2 separate regions of the Homo sapiens genome follow, and region 2 is linked to region 1. A link is a loop called in an ENCODE intact Hi-C map of the cell type or tissue named here. Cell type or tissue: heart right ventricle. All regions are shown on one strand. Links, peaks and the distances in the headings refer to the core of each region. The heading gives the core; the rest is flanking DNA.

Region 1 (10,027 bases), core at 2,065-7,064:
CCCAGCTACTCAGGAGGCTGAGGCAGGAGAATTGCTTGAACCCAGGAGACGGAGGTTGCAGTGAGCTGACACAGTGCCACTGCACTCCATCCTCGGTGACAGATTAAGACTCCATCTCAAAACAAAACAAAAAACCAACAAAAAAATAAAAAACTCTTGCCCTGCCATGGAAACTACCTTGTAAACCTTTGACGTTTGTATTTCAGCCTATAACGCACCTGGACTTGGCTCTTACGGCTTGTGAATGAGGTGGAAGTCCGTATCATTTTTTTTTCTATGAGAATCTCTAATGGTCCCAGAGCCACTTCTTGGACACGCCATACTTCCTCTGCTGTTTGGCAGTGCCAGCTTTGCTGTGGTTTTGTTTCAGTACTTCCAGTCCGTTGGTCTCTGGTGAGCAGAGCAGTGCCCACCCTACACCCTCAGAGATGTCCATATTCTGATCTCTGGGTGTTTTGTTAACACAGTGAAGGGGAATCAAGGTTGAAGATGGAATTCGGGTTGCGAATCAGATGATCTTGAGATGGGAGATCAGCATAGACTGTTAGGGGAGCCCCATGTCATCACAAGGGTGTCTCAAGTGTGGGATGGGTGCAGAGGACAGAGCAAGACCGGGCCGACGGAAGAGAGCACAGAGCTGCAGACTGCTGGTTTTGCAGATGGAGGGAGGGGCCGTGAGCCAAGGAATGCAGATGCCCTCTAGAAGCTGGAAAGGCTTCTAGATTCTCTGGAGAGTCTCCAGAAAGCTGGGAGCTCTGCTGATGACCTTGATCTCAACTCAGGTGTTTGTCCGACTTCTGGTCTATGGAGCTGTTAATAAGTTTGTGGTGGTTGAAGTCACTAAGTTTGTTACAGCAGCAACAGGAAGCGAATCCAGTCTAGTTGTCTATTTGTGCAATACACAGGCAGGATCCTGATTCCTGTCGCTTGATAATGAGACTCGCTCTCTGGTAAACCAGCTGCTTCCGCTAAGAGCGTTTTGGATATTTTTGGCCCTTTGCATGTTAGGTTCTACCCAGCCTCCCCTCCCCTCCCCTCCCCTCCCCTCCCCTCCCCTCCCCAACCCCCAGTAATTGAGATTTGGTTTGGGATTGTCTTGAGGTCAGAGAGATTTGACATCTTTATAGTATTGATCCATGAACTTGGTGTGGCTTCATTATTTAACTCTTAAAGCTTGCAAAACATTTGATAATTTTTCTTGTAGAGGTCTAATACTACTTTTTTTTTTTTTTGAGAGGGAGTCTCGCTCTTTCGCCCAGGTTGGAGTGCAGTGGCGTGATCTCGGCTCACTTCAAGCTCCGCCTCCTGGGTTCACACCATTCTCCTGCCTCAGCCTCCCGAGGAGCTGGGACTACAGGCGCCTGCCACCACGCCCGGCTAATATTTTGTATTTTTAGTAGAGACGGGGTTTCACTGTGTTAGCCAGGATGGTCTCCATCTCCTGATCTTGTGATCTGCCCGCCTCGGCCTCCGAAAGTGCTGGGATATACAGGCGTGAGCCACCATACCTGGCCTAATTTCCTTTTCTTGTAAGGACACCAGTCAGATTGGATTAGGGCCCATCCCGGTGACCTCTTTTTAACTTAATTACCTCTTTAAAGGCCCTGTCTCCAAAGACAATCACATTCTGACGTCCTCAGGGAATGGACATCCACCTGTGGGTTTGGGGGACACCGTTCAGCCCATAACAGAGGTCACCAGGGATAGGATGTCCACCTGTGGGTTTGGGGGACACCGTTCAGCCCATGACAGAGGTCGCCAGGGATAGGACGTCCACCTGTGGGTTTGGGGGACACCGTTCAGCCCATGACAGAGGTCGCCAGGGATAGGATGTCCACCTGTGGGTTTGGGGGGCACTGTTGAGGTCACACGTGGGCAGTGCGTCCACTGCTTGAAGAGCTGACATTGCCAAAGGTAGGTGGACCTCTCAGGATTTCTATTTTTTATTATAAAATATTCAACCTGTAATCCCAGCACTTTGAGAGACTGAGGTGGGAGGATTGCTTGAGTCCAGGAATTGGAGACCAGTCTGGGCAACATGGCAAAACCCCATCTCTACCAAAAATACAAAAATTAGCCGGGCTTGGTGATGCTTAACTTGTAGTCCCAGCTACTCGGGAGGCTGAGGTAGGAGGATCATTCAAGCCCAGCAGGTTGGGGCTGTCGTGAGCCGTGAATCCACCACTGCACTACAGTCTGGGCAGCAGAGCTAGACCCTGTCTCAAAAACATAAAAAGTAAAATATTTGAAAGCCATCCAAGGAATAGAGTCGCATATGTTAGTCATGAAGCAAAATAATAAACGTTGCCGGTGACTCTCACTCATCTTAATAATTTTATAACGAGATTTCTAGAGATGGAAGGAGTCGCAAAGGCCAGTGCTCCTGCTTCACTTACCCAGGACTTTGGGCGTCACGTCCCTGGATCTGTGGCACATGGTAAGTCTGTGTTTCTCCTGTGTGGTGAGGCCGCACTGTCCCTAAGTGTGTACCCGGAAGCACCCGTGGAGTAAGGTGCCGTGGGGTGGATGCGCGGCGCTGAGCACACAGCTCTGTGTGTCCGAGCTTTGCAGGCTGGTGGAGGAAGGTCAGGCAGGTGGACTGGGCAGGACCTTTTCCAGACCCAAAGAATTGACCAGGGTTGGCTGGGAGGTGATGAAGAAGTCTTTGCAGAAGCCAAGAAATGTGCGATGCTGAGGAGCTCAGGCTCTTGAGCCTGGAGCTGGTCTGGGCAGGTGATGGTTGTGGAAGGATGCAGGAATGGGAGGTCTCAGAGCTGATGATCAGGGCAGTGGGTGGGCCTTCTGGGCCAAGTGACCAGTGAGTCCTACTGCTCTTGTTCCCCGAGTGCCAGCACCATCACTGGAAGTCTGGGCCAGTGTGGTGGCTAAGTGGCAACATGATGGGCTGAGCGAGACCATGTCAGCTGCCATCCGAGGGAGGTGGCCACGGGCAGGTGGTTCAGGAATCACGGCCAGCGCCTGCTGCTCACTGCTCTCTTATTAGAGTGGTGGCCTTCTTGGGCTGGGAGGTGGTGGTGGGGGATGGGGGACCAGACTTTAAGGAAAAATGGAGGCCACACTGTGAAGGACCCTGGCCACAAGCTGCCATCTGGCCTTTGGGACTTTGTATTTTGAGTAGAATGACCATGCACTCACGTACTCCTCCACTCGCTCATCTGTTCATTCATTTATCCATCTGCTCATTCATTCACTCATTCGTTCTGGAATAGGGCTGGGTGTGCTGTTGGGTGCGGTGCAGGGCTGGAGACAAGGAGGCAAGGGTCCCAGCCAGGGGTGGCTTGCATTAATTCATGGCATCTGGGGGGTGTTGAAGTTCATGGGCAGTAGAGAGATGTGACCGAGGCCGCAGTGCCATGGGGGAGTGGTGGAGAGAGGAGGTGCGGCTCACGACTTAAGGATGGAACATTGGAGGCGAGACACTGGAGCGTGCGGGCCCCCAGGGGACAGGAGGAGGCAGGAGGGTGTCCTCAGGGAGGAGGAGGCACAGCCTCAGAAGAGGTTGAGACCAGGCAGCCTTGTCCACCACCCTGCAGGGCCCGAGCAGGGCGGGTGGAGGGTGGTGAGAGGTGGGAACAATGCATGGTGCCTGGGCAGGTGCGTACCGGAGACTGCAGCGCGGAGCTGGTGTTTTGGTGTGTGGAGCTGCCACCGTGGGCTGCTTCCTCCAGACCTGTCCTGCCTGCCACATGCACTGCTCTACAGGGCTGGTTTGCTGCAGCAAAGAACTCAGGGCCGGGAGCACGGCCAGGGTCAGGCTGTTCCCAGGGCCTTCCAGGGGTGGCCGTGTTTGACACATGCCTGGAAGAATGCCTGGTCCCAAACAGCCATCAGTGCCTTTCATGAGCATCCTGGGTGCCAGGCGCTGTGGCCAAGCCCCCAAGGCCCACCCCAGCATGAACTCACAGCCGCTCTCAGAATTTAGGGCTGCTTCGTCACGCTCAGAATTTAGGGCTGCTTCGTCACGCTGCACCCCAGGATTTTAGACAGTGATAGGGTGGATTTGAAGGTCAGCTCTGGTTACAGAGAACAGGCAAAGGGCCCAAGGCACAGGAAAGGGAGCGTTTCCTGGTGATGCTGGAGAGGGCGGAGGCTGCTTGGGAAGCAGAGGAAAGAGGGCAGAGGCGCCCCCTAGTGCCCGTGTGAGAGACGGCGGGTGGCCTCAGGGTGTGGGTGGGGGACACTGAGGGAGGACATGGGGTCTTGAGGGTGTGACAGATGGATCGGCTTGGACACGTGGAGTCTGAGGTACCCCCAGGACAGCCACTTGGAATGTGGAGTGGGCTGACGAGTTCCCGGACTTGAGTGTGGATGGACTTCTGGGGGAGCTGGTAGACGGGTCAGCACCGGCAAACCTCAGTAGTCTGGGGCTGCGTGAGGACCATCAGGAGGGCCAAGACAGACTCTTCGGAGGGCGGGTGGGGTGAGTGTCCAGTGGAGGTCAAGTGAGGTGAGAACCAGCAGCACCCTTCATGTTCAGTGGCCAGGAGCCAGCCTGACTCAGGGTGTGTTTTGGGGGGCACTGGGGGTGGGGTGAGGAAGAGGACGGCATGGGGGAAGGCTGGAGAAGCTCAGCTGCTCAGAGGGGAACAGAGAAAGAGAGTGAGCTCACGTGTGGAGGTGGTGCCAGAGGGCGGGCTGAGTGAGGGCAGGGGCCCAGGAACAGCTGGATGGGAGCTGGCATCCTGGGAGAGCGCAGAGCTCCGGGGTTGGCGCTGAGGCTCGGCGGTGCTCAGCAGACAGGAGGTCAAGCCACTGTCAGTCCCCTGGAGATCTGGGCTCCTCGGAGGTCAGGAGGGCTCCTGGCTGCTGTCCTCTGGGGCGGGCTGGGAGTCGCAGCAGTAGATCGAATGTGTGAGTTGGGGGCTCCGTGAGACTCTGCCCCGGGTGCCCTGTGGCTCCCCTGCAGCCTGCTTTCGGGAATGCCAGGGCAAGTGGAGCAGCGAGGCTCCGGGCAGGTGCAGGGGCTGGGCCGGCTGCTCTCTGAGCATCCTCTGTCCTCAGTCCTGCCTGACTCTTCTGCTCAAGGAGAAGCCCTTGCCCTGCAGCGGCCGTGCCTCAGTGCCCCTCACAGGTCCTCTGTGCCTTCCATGCATGCAAGGTGGGGCCTCTGGAGCCTGGCCCGCACACACAACCATCCAGGCAGCTGTGGGGCAGAGACGGCAGCTTTCTGGGACCCAGGGGCACTGCAGGGGCTGATCATGGTAGCCAATGCCTGGACACCTGGCAGGCGGCATGGCCATGAAGGGGCCGTGCCTCAGTTTCCCCACTGAGGTACATGCACCCTCAGGCAACTGCATCGCTCACCTGTCACCTGGCACCTTCAAGCAGGTGCCTGCCTGGAGGAGCTCTTCCTGGCTTCCAACCAGCTGTGCCACCTGCCGTGGGTGCCCTTTGCAGCCTGAGCACCTGACCAGGTTGGACCTCTCCAGCGGCGAGCATCTGCTTGCTGAGCGGGACACCTTCCTGTACCCAGGGGCTCTTCAGGAGCTGGAGCTGCGGGGAACTGGCTGGCCACACTGCCGGCTGTAAAACCATGTGCCATCTAGGGGTCACTTTAAAACCCTCCAGCCTGGACACACATCCAGGCTTGAGGTGTGTGTGGGAGGTGGAGAAGGACAGACAGGGCTGAGGACTGCTGAAGCTGGGGCTGACGTGCTGGTCATGTGACTCTCCATAACTTGGGGACTTAACAAATCCACTATCGGTCTCCATCTTTTTTTTTTTTTTTTTTTTTTTGGAGATGAAGTCTTGCTCTGTCATCCAGGCTGGAGTGCAGTGGCACGATCTTGGCTCACTGCAGCCTCCTCCTCCTGGGTTCAAGTGATTCTCGTGCCTCAGCCTCCGGAGTAGCTGGGATTACAGGCACACACACACAACACCACGCCTGGCTAGTTTCTGTAATTTTAGTAGAGTTGGGGTTTCACATGTTGGCCAGGCTGTTCTCAAACTCCTGACCTCAGGTCATCCGCCCGCCTCGGCCTCCCAGAGTGCTGGGATTAGAGGTGTGAGCCACCGCGCCCGGCCAGTCTCTGTATTTTAATTGGTGTATTTAGACTAATTCATGTACATTGAATGTGATGACTGGGTTCGTGGGATTATCATCTACCATATTTGTAACTGTTTTCTATTTGTTGCCCTTGGTCTTAGTTTCTATCTGCCTTTCTTTTCTGCTTTCTCTGGTTTCAGTTAAGCATTTTATATGATTCCATAGTCTTGTCTTTTGTAGCGTATCAATTATACTTCCATATATAGAAAAAAATAATAAAAAGAAAAATAAGTATATATATATTTTAGTGGTTGCCCTAGAGTTTGCAGCTCATCCAGATCCACCTGTAAGTTACACTGTACTGCTTCTCAGGTCACATGGTAACTTGTAACTGATGGCCCCCGCTTCCTCCCACCTGTCCCTTTTAACGTTGCTCTTACATTTCACTCACACATAAGCGATAATCACCCAATACACTGTTGGTATTCTGATTTTGAGCAAACAGTTTTATTTTCTTTTTCTTTTTTGTTTGTTTGTTTTGTTTGAGACAGGGTCTCTCTCTGCCACCCAGGCTGGAGTGCAGTGGTGCCATCTCAGCTCACGGCAGCCTCAACCTCCCCAGCTCAGGTGATCCTCCTTCCTCAGCCTCTTGGGTACCTGGGACTGTATGCACATGCCACCACGTCTAGCTATTTTTTTTTTTGTACTTTTTGATACAGTCAGGGTTCATCATGTTGCCCACGCTGATCTTAAACTCAACTCCTGGGCTCAAGCAGTCCACCTGCCTTGGCCTCCCAAAGTGCTGGGATTACAGGTGTGAGACACTGCGCCCTGCCCAGTTTTCTGTTAGATGAATTAGGTATAAGGAAAATAAAAACAAACAAAAAACAGGAATAAGGAAAATAGCAGGTGTCTCACTCATTTTGTATGTTTCAAATAATTCTACCGTAAAACATTAAAAAAAATTCTTTTCGCTTATTCTAGGCAGTGATGACTTCTTAGGGAATTCAGTCCCTCAACCTTTGCTCAGATCCTACTTCACTTGGTGTACTTTGCAGGGGGACCTTTTATGGGTCAGCAGGACACGAGGCTGGGAGAAGTGATGGTGGACGAGGACGGCTGGGAGCAGGGACCCACCTTCCTGATGTCATGACTGTGCAAGCTGGGGCTGTTGGTGAGTGGGCTCGGGACAAGCAGAGAGGCACCCGGGTGCTCCCTAAACCTGGAGATGAAGAACACAGAGGCCAAGGAGAGCACAGAAGTTTCCAGATGCTGCAGGCAGCTTTTCTTGGGCTGGCAGCTGGCATCTCACAGTCACTGACCTGCCTGGTTCCAGCCCCTGGCTCCCAGCTTTGCCCACGGGAGGATTCACAGGCCGCTGGGCGCTGGGTGCCACCTGTGTCCACGGCTGCCCGCATGAGCTCCAGGCGGAGCAGGGGGCCTAGAGCTGGCATCCTCTGCGGTTAGTGAAGGGGCAGGGACTGCCCGCCTCCTCCTCGGATGTCCAGGGCTGGACCCGAAGTGGCCTCATTACTGGAGATTATGAAAAAATGCTGCCACTTGCCACCAGTGTGCAGGAGGGAACGGACCACTGATGTTCTCAGAGGCCCCAAGTGCTCACCCAGCCCCTCTTGGGCAGCAAGCCTTCAGCCCTCTTTGGGGGGCTCCGCTCACCCCTGGAGAGAGGCTCAAAGGCTAAGATGCCTCCCGGCCTCATGGTGGTGGAGTGGCCACAGGGGACTCCGGGAACACCATCCACATCGCAAGTCAATCCCGAATAAGTCATGCGACTCCCCCATGGTGCCTCCTGCAGGCCAGCTCTTCCAGTGTGGGGCTCCAGGGGCTACAGCTTCCCCTGCCACTGCTGGAACTGTGGCCCTCCCATCCCAGCAGCCAGACCGGCTTTTCTCTCCCTTCTCCTCCCTGCAGGTGCTGTGCAGCCCCCCTCGCCTGGGGGCCAGGGTGTGGGGGACATGAGAGGCCACCCAGGTGAGGCAGACTTGGGCCTTCCAGCTGCAGGGCGACTGCGGGGCGGGGTGACTGCGGGGCAGGGCGTGCTCGCTGCTTGGATCCCAGGAACGTGATAGACCCCAGCCCTGCTGGGACAGGCTCTGGCCACCCTAGCCCAACATCAATCCCTGCCGCTCCATCAAGGTCCTGGGACTTACTTTCTGGTCCCCTGAATCCACACAGCCTCTCCCTGACCACCCATGTCTGGCTCTGTCCCCCACAGAGGGCTAGTGGGCACCTTCTGAGCAGGAGGGTTCCAGACAGGCCGGGAGTAAGGGACTAGCTAGTCTGTGTGGCCAGGGCCGGCCCCTCCAGCAGCTGCTGTGTTGTCTGCCCTGACACCGGGGAGGGGCTGCACCTCGGCCTTTTGGTCCTTCCCCTTCAGCCTCTTGGGGTACCCTGAAGTGAACGTGGTGAGGTGCACACACATCCCCACCTGGGGCAGCCCTGACCCCCAGTGTAGGGGATCCCCAGCAGCCACTGGCCTCAGATGAGTTCTGTGCCACTGCGGGCAGAGCCTGGGGTCTCTGTGCCCACCCCAGGGACATGCCTGGCTGCAGGGGTGAGGCTGATGGGCAGCTCACCAGACAGCCCTCCTGGACTCTGGGACCCCCACCACCAGGCAGGTTTCCTGGCTACCAGGATCCAGTCACCAGTAGCCAAATACAATTTGGTTCCCGAGTTTTGGAAGGACTGTCCTGGCCTGGCTGGGGAATGGGGGCTTGCCTATGGGGTTGGGGTGGGGACCCCAGCAGGTGTTTGTAACCCTTAAAGTGGGGTGGCTGGGAGGGGTGAGAGCCTTGGAAACACGAGCAGGGCGACTTGACTTGTAACTTCATGCCTCCAGAATGCATCCATTTAATAGAAGTTTCCAGCGCTGACCGTACAAACCAGTAAGGAACCAGCAGCAAAGGACGCAGGGTGGCGCTCCTGATGTCAGCCGCCGCCCGGGATCTCGCCTTGCTGAGAAGATCCTCTCTCTCCACGTGGCCCAGCCCGGAGGCTGAATTGTGCTTCACAAGTCAGGGGTTTAGAAAATGAGGCTTTGCTTTAAAAGGTAAGTGTAAAATGGTCCATGGAAATGCACCATCTTCCGCCCAATGCCCCCTAGATGCAGTGGCTGGGACAGTTCAGTGTGAAGTAGAGGAAATGGCGTCTTCTGCTTCCTTCAGAAAGGTCCTCGGCGACAGGGCCCTCTGGGGGACCTGGGGACGCACCCCTCTCACATGCCCGGCTTCCCCGGGCCCTTTGCTGCTTCTAACTTCCAGAAGGGGCTTGGGACAGCAAACAGCCCAGGGTCCCCCTCACCCACCCCAGAGTGCAGAACAGCAGCCCTGGCCCCCAGCCCTTGGCTGCAAGGAAGCGAGGCTGCCTGGCCGTGAACGCTCAGGCCGGCTCTGAGTTGGGTGTGGCCCACGCGGGGCTCCTGGGTTCTGGGTTCTGCTCCCCTCCCCATGCACCCCAGCCCCACCCTCCAGCACAGCCTGGGCTCGGCCCTGTAGGGCGTCCAGTCCCTGCGTTGCCCTCCCAGCCAGCCCTGGTCACGAGTTGCGGTACATCTGTGTAAAGAGAAGTGGACTGCATCGACGTGTAAAAATAGGTTAAAAAACTCTCCTCACTAGCCTGCAGGTGCCCAGGGGTGAGCTGGCCCTCCCCCCGCATGAGGGGCTCCTTTCCAGGGTGGAGTCCCAGGAGCCATGGTGAGTAGAGTGTGCCATCCCCAGGGTCACGCTAGTGCCACCGTGTCCTCACACGCTCCTCCACGTCCTTCCTGAGGACCCCGGGCTTGGTGGCCTGAGCTCCGTGCAGGGCTGGCTCAGAGCTGTGTCTCGTCGCGAGTCTCGGGGTTGCAGGACGACAGCTTGTGGCTGCAGCTGCTCTTCCGGCTCTGGGAGCTGCTGGCCACGTGAGCCAGGGGGTCGGAGCGGATGAGATAGCTGCGGGAGGGCACAGAGGACCCTGGAGTGGATGTGGGCCGGGCAGCCCCTGCTCAGCCCTCTGCTGAGCGGC
Region 2 (10,027 bases), core at 3,192-8,191, 58 kb before region 1:
ACGGCGGAGGGGTTGGGGTCTTCAGATGTGCTGTGATTTTCTTCATCCTCCAGGTCTTGTCTTGGCACTTTTTTTTTTTTTTTTTTTTTTTTGAGGCAGAGTCTTGCTCTGTCACCCAGGCTGGAATGCAACTGCGTGATCTTGGCTCACTGCAACCTCCACTTCCCAGGTTCAAGCGATTCTCCCACCTCAGCCTCCCGAGTAGCTGGGATTACAGGTGTCCACCACCACACCCAGCTAATTTTTGTACTTTTAGTAGAGATGGGGTTTCACCATGTTGGCCAGGCCGGTCTGGAACTCCTGACCTCAGGTGATCCACCTGCCTTGGCCTCCCAAAGTGCTGGGATTACAGGTGTGAGCCACCGCGCCTGGCCATGGGACCTTCTTTTATGTGTTCATCTCTTACATTCTCCCTGCTGAGTTCTGGATGCTTTTTATTTTATTTATTTATTTTTTATGGAGACAAGGTCTCACTCTGTCACCCAGGCTGGAGTGCAGTGGTGTGATCATGGTTCACTGCAGCCTTGACTTCTCTGGACTTCTCAGGCTCAGGTGATTATCCCATCTCAACCTCCTGAGTAGCTGGGACTACAGGCACGTACGACCATGCCTGGCTAACTTTTGTATTTTTTTATTTTTTTTTTTTTTGTGGAGATAGGGTTTTGCCATGTTGCCTGGGCTGGTCTCGAACTCCTGGGTTCAAGCGATCTGCTTGCCTTGGCCTCCCAAAGTGCTGGGATTCCATACGTGAGCCACCGCACCTGGCCCTGGATGCTTTCTGAAGTCCACCTTCTAGTTCGTAAATTTGACTTTTCCTTCATTGTGTGCAGCCTGCCCTGTATGTCTGTTGGGGATCTTAAGACAGAGTGAATTGCTAAGGATACAGGGTCATTGCCAATTATGATCATGTGAACAGTTTACAGGAAGGTGTGACTGTATTGAAGCTCATTATCTAAGAGCAGAACATCAAAATGGATTTTAAAAAATGGCAGAGTTACGGCCAGGCGCGGTGGCTCACCCCTGTAATCCCAGCACTTTGGGAGGCCGAGGTGGGTAGATCACGAGGTTGGGAGATCAAGACCATCCTGGCTAACATGGTGAAACCCCGTCTCTACTAAAAACACAAGAAATTAGCTGGATGTGGTGGCGGGCACCTGTAGTCTCAGCTACTCGGGAGGCTGAGGCAGGAGAATGGCGTGAACCCAGGAGGTGGAGCTTGCAGTGAGCCGAGATCGTGCCACTGCACTCCAGCCTGGGTGACAGAGCGAGACTGTCTCAAACAAACAAACAAACAAAATGGCAGAGTTACAAGGAGAAATGGACAGAGCCACATTGCTGACTTATGTAACAGAAACTGATTGATAAAGCAGATCATTTAGTAAGGCCATAGAGGACTTCAGGCTTCATCCAGTGCACCAGCCACTGTGGAATCTGCTCACTTACAGACAGTAAAGACAAACATGGGAGCCTTTATAAAACGTGCAGTCGATTAAGGCCACAGGTGAGACTGCAGCAGATCCCAAAGAATCAGTACATTCTCCACAGTGCAGTAAAGTGAGAACTCACCAACTAGAAGATGCAGCTTCTTTTCCTGCCTGTGAATTAATGATGGTTCATTTCAGGTGTGAATTTGACTGGATTGAGAGAAGCCTAGGTGACTGGTGAAGCATTGTTTCTGGGTGTGTCTCTGAGGGTGTTTCCAGGGGAGATGGGTGTGAGTCAGTGGCTTGAGAAGGGAAGACCTGCCTTCAATGTGGGCAGAAGAGGGGGACTCTCCCTCTCTGCTCTCTGCTCTCTCTCCCTTACTGAGTGGGGCACCTTCTCTCTTCCTGTCCTTGGACATCAGACTCCAGGTTTTTTGGGTTTTAGACTCTGGGACTTGCACCATGGCTTCCTGGGGGATTTTAGGCCTTTGGCCTTGGCCTGGGGGCTGCACCATCAGCTTTGCTGGCTCTGAGGCTTCCAGACTTGGACCCAGGCATGCTGCCACCTCTGATTCACTAGCTTGCAGATGGCCTGTTGTGGGATTTCTCTGTCTTTGTGATCATGTGAGCAGATTTCTCTGATTAAATCCCTTCTCGTATGTCCTACTGGTTCTGTCTGTCTGGAGAACCCTGACAAATGCACAGTTATTCTAAAATCTTAAAGATTGAGTGCCTGGAAGCCAGAGAAGGCATTTAAATATTTCATGGATCATAGGGGAAAGAGTAGTGGGACTTGCTAGTGTGAGCTCAACAGGGGCAGGGTTTTACCTGTTTTGCTCACTGATGTATCCCAGTCATCTGAAATAGTGTCTGGGGCCAGTTGGTGTTGAGTAGGTATTTGTTACTAGAAAAAGAACGTAGAAGTAAACCCAAAAAAAGTTGAAGGAAGGAGAAATGAAGGGCAGTTTTCTATCCATTTCTGTTAGTCAGAAGTCACTCCCAAACAAGGAGAATAAGGAACTGAATTACAGATTCCATTTTGGATGAAACTAAGATATATCTGGACTCTGAACAAGTCCTCTAATGGAGAAGTAATTAAAAAAAAAAAAAAGGCAAAGTGGAGGAGGGGTGGGTGTCAAGCTGGGGACGCAAAGAGGCTCATCCTATAGGACCCTGGACAGCAGAACGGAGCACCAAGGATGCTGGTGGACAGCAGTGCCTGAGGGTGGATTCCTTGAAAGTTGGTCTCCAGCAATGAGAGCTCAGGTTCACTTTGCTTCTGATGCCTTTCTCCTCACATGCCCTCAGTAGATGCGGGACACTCTTGAGGAGAACTGAGCCAGATAGGCTCTAGCCTCAGACCCCAGGTGCAGGTAGGGATGAGGTGACACTGAAATCAGGGCTTTTGTGTAAAATTCTTCATACCCGAAGGTGAGACTGGTTCTCCTCCTGGTGCACCCTGCCCCAGAAGCCACCGTCTCTCTCACTTGACTCCATAATGCAGACCTGCCCCACATGCAACACAGGGAAGGATTCTTCTCTGCAGAAATCGGCCTCAGGAAAAAGACTCACAGTGACTCACTCTTTACTAGGAGCAGCAGCCAAAGATTCCTGACATTTGAGGAAAGCCACTGACCTGAATGAGAACCCAAATCAACAGAGATGGTGCAGGTGAGCAGGAGAAAATGTTAGAGATGAGAGGGTTTGGACCTCAGAACCAACAACAGGACTCTGGGAAACAATGTCTGCAAGATAGTGGCACATAACTGTGTACAGAATCATCAGACTCAGAACAGCTGTTGGAGTGCTACAGCTTGTTTAGAATTCTCTGGCAAATTCTAAAGAGCCGCCAAAAACCAGTTCTTGGGAAGGAAATATTTGGTTGCTAAGATGGGAGAGCCACTGAACTGCTAGAGGACAGTTGAAGAAATCTCCCAGAAAGTAGAACCAGAAAAGCAAAGAGATGGGAAATAAGGGAAAAAAGATGGAAAAATCAGGATCAGTCTACGAAGAAAGAGAAGAGAAAATAGGAGAAAAGAACTTAGTCAACACAAAATGTAGAAAAATGTCCCAAGGACATGCGTGGTAAGTAGGAAGGACCCAGTGGGTGGCCAGCAGGATTCCTGAAGAAGGGCCATGGCAAAGCCTACCATGATGAGCTCCGGAACCCCTGGGAAAGAGGAGATCCCAAATAACTGTGGAGAGACCAAGCAGGTTACACACAAGCAGGCAGCCCCAATGACACCAGATTCCTCAGCCACAGTCCTGGAAGGAAGATGACTGGGAGGTGCCTTCCCAGTGCTGGGGAGTGTGTGCACGCACACCATCCTGAAGAGGAGGTGGAGGGAGGCTCAGGCTGAAATCCACAGTGCCAGCCTTCCCATGGATGGGCCAGGAGCGTGGGACAAAGGCACAGACCAGGAGGAGGCAGTTGGCCTGTCCGGCTCAGAGGCAATAACAGGTGAATAACTGAGCCAAGTATTAAATCCAGGAGAAATGAAGAGTTGTGCAAGGAGTGTAAGTAGAGACACTGTGTAACCCAGCTGTGGAAGATGGTTACATAGTTATGGTGTATAGAGACTCAGTCTGGGTTTAATCACACATCCTGCTGTGTGGCCACTGGGGAGAGAGGCTGGGGAGGCACACAGAGGACCACCTGCACTGTGCTTGTCTGTTGTGACAGTGGGCTGTAGCCTCTTAGTCATAGGGTAGGGGATGGGGCTGCGTGTTCTCTTACCGAGGCCACAGGCAGAAGGAGTGGAATGGGCAGTGATAAGGTTTGGCTCTGTGTCCCTACCTAAATCTCTTCTTGAATTGTACTCCCATAATTCCCATGTGCTGTGGGAGGGACCTGGTGGGAGATAATTGAATCACAGGGGCAGTTTCCCCCATACTGTTCTCGTGGTAGTGAATAAATCTCATGAGATCTGATGGTTTAATAAGGGGAAACCCATTTAGCTTGGCTCTCATTCTCTCTCTTGCCGCCGTCATGTGACACGTGCTTTTCATCTTCCGCCATGATGGTGAGGCCTCCCCAGCCATGTGGAACTGTAAGTCCAATAAACTGCTTTCTTTTGTAAATTGCCCAGTCTCAGGTATGTCTTTATCAGCAGTGTGAAGATGGACTAATATAGGCAGAGACCTAGTTCTCTTAAGCTTTTCAAAACAAATAGTTTGGCTTTTTTGTTTTTGTTTTATTTTTTTGTGTTTTTTGAGACTGGAGTCTCACTCTCTTGCCTATGCTGGAGTGCAGTGGTACGATCTCGGCTCACTGCAAGCTCCACCTCCCAGGTTCACGCCATTCTCCTGCCTCAGCCTACCGAGTAGCTGGGACCACAGGCGCCCGCCACCGCGCCCGGCTAATTTTTTGTATTTTTAGTAGAGACAGGGTTTCACCGTGTTAGCCAGGATGGTCTTGATCTCCTGACCTTGTGATCCGCCCGCCTCGGCCTCCCAAAGTGCTGGGATTACAGGCGTGAGCCACCGCACCCGGCCTTTTTTTTTTTTTTTTTTTTTTAAATTGAGATGAAGTCTCCCTTAGTCACCCAGGCTGGAGTGCAGTGGCCCGATCTCTGCTCACTGCAGCCTCTGCCACCACCTGGATTCAAGCAATTCTTGTGTCTCAGCCTCCCAAGTAGCTGGGACTACAGTCACGCACCATCACACCTGGCCAATTTTTTAATATTTTTAGTAGAGATGGGGTTTCGCCATGTTGGCCAGGCTGGTCTCGAACTCCTGACCTCAGGTAATCTGCCCGCCTTGGCCTCTGAAAGTGCTGGGATTACAGGCATGAGCCCAGCCAGCTTCTTAAAGTAAAATACAAATTTTAAAATTTTGGCATGCAGCAATAGAAAAGGATGAGATCATGTCTTTTGCAGGAATGTGGATGGAGCTGGAAGCCATTATCCTTAGCAAACTAACAGAGGAACAGAAAACCAAATACTGCGTGTTCTCACTTAACAAGTGGGAGCTAAGACCGGGCGCAGTGGCTCACGCCTGTAATCCCAGCCCTTTGGGAGGCCAAGGTGGGTGGATCACCAGAGGTCAGGAGTTCAAGACTAGCCTGGCCAACAAGGTGAAACCCTGTCTCTACTAAAAATACAAAAATTGGCCGGGGGTGGTGGTGCACACCTGTAGTCTCAGCTACTCGGGAGGCTCAGGCAGGAAAATTGCTTCAACCCAGGAGGTGGAGGTTGCAGTGAGCTGAGATCACGCCACTGCACTCCAGCCTGGGTGACAGAGTGAAGCTCCATCTCAAAAAAAAAAAGTGGGAGCTAAATGATAAGAACTTAAGAACACAAAGAAGGAAACACAGACACTGGGGTCTCCTTGAGGGTGGAGGGTGGGAGGAGGGAGAGGAGCAGAAAAGATAACTGTTGGGTACTGGACTTAATTCCTGGGTGATGAAATAATTTGTACAACAAACCCCCGTGGCATGAGGTTACCTATGTAACAAGGCTTCACGTGTACCCTCCCAAACCTAAAATAAAAGTTAACAAAAATTGGCAAATTTGCTGGGTGTGGTAGCTCATGCCTGTAATTCTAGCACTTTGGGAGGCTGAGGCGGGGGGATCATTTGAGCCCAGGAGTTCAAGACCAGCCTGGGCAACCTAATGAGACCCCAAAAATTAAAAAGTTAGCTTGGCCTGGTGATGTGCACCTGTAGTCCCAGATACTCAGGAAGCTGAGACAGGAGGATCACTTGAGCTCAGGAGGCTGAGGCCACAATGAGCTGTGATTGTGCCACTGCACTCCAGATGACAGAGTGAGACCTGCTCTCAAAAAAAAAAAAGTTTTGGCAAATTTAACAGCAAAAAGTGAATAAAGTAGAAAAAATTCCAAAGTTCTAGAGAATATGTAAAACTAAAAGCTTATTGTTTTAAAGAATTAATAAAATAGATAATCTGGAAAGACTGATCAAGAATTCAGGTATAGCAGCTACTGAAATAAAAATACTGAGAATATTTGTGTGCCATATGTGTTTGAAATGTTAGACAAAATGAGCAATCTTCTTTGAAGCCAAAAGTGGTGGGCAGTCTAAATAGACCCATAACTACAAAGGAAACGGACTCAGGAGTCAACACATACATCCACAGGGACCAACTTCTTCCTGGGGCATTTCACCAGACTCTCAAGGAATTGTCAGCTCCTGTGTTATGTCAAGTGTCCCAGATAATAGGAAAAGATGGAGTGGCCCAAAAGGGGATTATTCCCTGACACTGAGTAGGCTATGAGAGGAAATTCTAGGCTGGCTTTCCATGTTAGTATGGATTGAAAATCCTATGTAAAATATTAGCGCAAATTGAACAGATTCTCTACAGTCATCTCAGTAAGGGCAGGGAATCACTTGTGGGCAGTCACTGCCCCCTTCTGATCGTGGCTCTGGGCCTCATAGGGACTTGATTGGACCTCATAGGCTGTTGACCCCACCTGTGGCAGGTGCAGTTCCATTGAAGGCCCAGGAGAAGCGGTGCCTTTGTGTCCTGACGGAGCGGGTTCTCTGAGCCTGGCAAGAGGAAGGTAGTGGGAGCCGTAGCCAGGGCTGCCCTGTGCCCCTGCCCTGCACTGCAGTGCCCACTCCCTATGAGCATTCTCTTGTCATGTGAGAACTGGGAGGCATTTGGGAGTAAGTGCAGCAGAAGAGAGGCGAAGAAAATCCATCGGCTTTTCTATTTCTCTTGGGAGAAGACTGAAACAAGTGTACTTAGATCCCCAGTCAGTATTAAAACTTGTGATTTCTCCAGATTGTTCTGAAAACTTGTCGCCAGTCCAGTAAATACTTTTGTCTTCACAGATATTAACAAGGCAATGCAGAAATTCTCTTGGATTGTGTTATTTCTGTGTCTCTCTCAACCATTTGAGAGTAACACAGCAAAAGTTGGGAAAGCTAACGTTGGCACACAGATCCCCAGCCTGGTCCTGACTCGCTCAACTACCCAGGAGCACCTGCTTGGCCCAGCGTCCCCTCATAGTTTCCCTTCATCTGGAGTCGTTTCCAGCCTTTACCTCTCTTGACTCTTGATGTTTTCGAAGAGTAAGGTTGTGAGTAGTGGCCCTTGGTGTGTTTGTCTGGAGTTTCCTTGCGGTGTGTCCTCCCAGCGTGTCACCTCAGGGGCAAGGTACTGGGACATCTCCGTATTGGTGACTCCAGCTTCACCCCTTGGTGCAGGTGGCATGTGCTGGCCTTCCCCACTTCTAAGCTTGCTGTTTTTGCTTTAGAATGCATTAGTAATTTGTGGGGAGAGGCTTTGGACTGTGAATACGTTTCTCATCAGACTCTCACCTGCTGGTCTCTCCACGTGTGGATGGCTTCCAGCCTCAGTGCATCTTTCCATTTTGTCAGCGTTTGCCCCACTTGCTTGCTTCTTTATTCATGTGTTTGTTTATATCCGGATGGCCTCATGGATCTTACTTTATTCAATAGGTCATAATTCATTACTTTCATTATTTATTTTGTTGCTTAAATTGTCCCAGATTTTAGCTGAGTAGTTTTGAAGAATAAGAATGTGCAGGGTATGTGCCCTACAAATACCAAATTTTGCTTAACTTTGCATTACCAAAAACAGTGTGGTTTTGGTTCCGGGGCAGTCACATGGACCAGATGAATAAACCACATGTAGAACTGAGAAAAGAGATGCTTTGCAGGGAATCTGGTGCCTTTGGGGTGGCCTCACCGAGGGAGCCGCGCTGGCTGGTCAAGAACATGGCGGCATAGACATCTCTATGGGAAAGTGCCGTAAAACCTCACCCCACCTGAGCCAGAAATACCCCTTCCTCGGAGTAAAGATGCAAACCTGAAAAGTAAAATTTAAGAATTTTGAGAAGATAAAGGCAAATACTTTTATGATGTTCGTGTAGAGATGGATTGCCAAAATTATAAAAAGCACAAATAGAAAAGATTGTTAAATGTAACCATATCAAAATGTAAAACTTTCCTGTGACAAAAGAACATCATAAACAAAATGAAATGATAAACTGTACCCATTGAAAATATTTGCAGCACACGTGACCTGATGAAGGACTGTCATCCAGTCCTTTCGTAACCACAATCCAGAAAGAATTCTAGAATCGGTAAGAAAAAGATGCACAGCCCAAGGCAGATATGGACAGGGTCCACAGGAGAGGACCCTTCATGACCAGTAACCATGAAAAAGTAAAGCCACAGCAGTCATCAGAGGCATGCTGTTTGAGAAGGAGGTGTTCACGCCCCTCCGCCTGGCAGACATGGACAGGTCGGTCATGCTGCGGTGCAGGTGGGAAGGAGCAAGCTGTGGAGTGCTGTGGGTGGGACTGGAGCGAGGCACAACCAGGCAGAAGGGCGTTGCCAGGTGACACAGGAGGGCGTGCCTAGCTCGTGGCCCAGCGAGTCCCCTCTCAGAGTATGCCTGGGCAACACCCGTCTGTACACGCATAGACAGCACACGCAAGCTTTGTGATGGCAGCATTTGTCATAATTGTGAGAAATCGTGGAGGACCATATAGCGGTCAAGATGAGTGACGGAAATCTCTCCGTATCAACATAGATCTGTTTGAAAACATCATACTGAGTTTTGGGGCAAAAACTGGCTGCTAAAATGAGGCATAGCTTGATACCATGAATGTAAGTTTCTCAAGGCTGAGACAACACTGTTTGTGTTACTTGTGGATGCAGACAGTGTGTAGAATACTCAGGAGGAGTGGAAAGGGTTTGTGGCAGTGTTGGGAGAATGGTTCCCTTTGGAGATGGAGATGACTTCGGCTGTTTTATTTCTAAAAAAGAAAAGATCTGAAGCCTATAAGACGTTAACATTTGATGGTCAGAACTGTACAAAAGGAAACATCCTTAGCAGTGTGAGTGTGCACAGTTCCTCAGCTTTAAAGTTTTCTTTTGAGAATGAATGCTGCTTAGGTGACTGTGGAGGGCAGTTCATGAACGACTCTGGATGCTGTGGCTCCAGTTTGTACGTACTTCTAAACCCTTGAAAATGGTTTTTTCCTTAGAAATAAAATTTATGTAAAAAGTTATTTCTGAAATTCTATTTTTTCTCTATGTATATATTTACAGGCAAAATAAAGTCAAGTCACTTCTCACGGAGTCCTGAGCTGCACCGTGCTCTCCGCAGGGCTCTTTGTCTGAGGGCCACCCCCCACTCCACACCAGGGTGCCTAGACTAGGGGGAGGCCTGCTCTTTGGTCCTGTGACTTGTTGCCCATACTGGTGCTTCCTCCATGGAGGGTCTGCAAAGTCACGTGCAATGGAAAGTTGCCCTGCAGATGCTATAGCCACCAGTCTCCACCTCTTCATGGAAAGAGACTTGGGCTATGCATTGTCACTTGATCTTTGTGATTAGTCACATTCCTGTGTTATCACTGAGTGGGCGTGGATGAGCCTGATGCTTTACGTTTTATTCATTTCCCTTCCCCCTGCCCTTTACAAACACGGAAACCTTGTGCAGAGGGTTTCTGATGGGCGGAAGAAACTCGGCTCAACATTTACTCGCTACGTGCAGCATGGCTCTGCTGTAAAGTGAAAGGTGATTGTTGCTGTTTGTTTTGGAAGCCCACTCTTGAGATCTGAGCGATTTCTATTATGCTTTCTGGATGTTCACCATCAAATTCAGACT

What was found. Peaks named below come from ENCODE experiments on the same cell type or tissue, not always from the same donor. Only the 100,000 strongest peaks of a DNase experiment are listed, where the experiment ranks them.
Region 2: it touches region 1 in a loop (3-fold over the local background); 1 of 110 quality-filtered maps calls a loop at or near these places.

The regions. Positions count from the first base shown.
Region 1 is chr9:135,791,968-135,801,994 of GRCh38, reverse strand. KCNT1 (potassium sodium-activated channel subfamily T member 1) reads right to left here. Exons shown (of 31, transcript NM_020822.3): 31 at 6,493-9,954. The coding sequence ends at 9,834. It overlaps LOC107987140 (a long non-coding RNA gene), which reads left to right and starts at 9,954. Exons shown (of 3, transcript XR_007061851.1): 1 at 9,954-10,027. In heart right ventricle, for the core only: a CTCF peak has its summit at 4,157 (motif pointing left); DNase peaks (open chromatin) are centred at 3,814 and 4,144; H3K27ac peaks cover 752 bases.
Region 2 is chr9:135,850,663-135,860,689 of GRCh38, reverse strand. All of the region lies in intron 5 of CAMSAP1 (calmodulin regulated spectrin associated protein 1), which reads left to right. Among named protein-coding and RNA genes, the nearest start is that of CAMSAP1, 52 kb to the left of the region's middle. RefSeq lists an enhancer at 9,673-9,967. In heart right ventricle, for the core only: no CTCF peak of the experiment used is centred there; no DNase peak of the experiment used is centred there.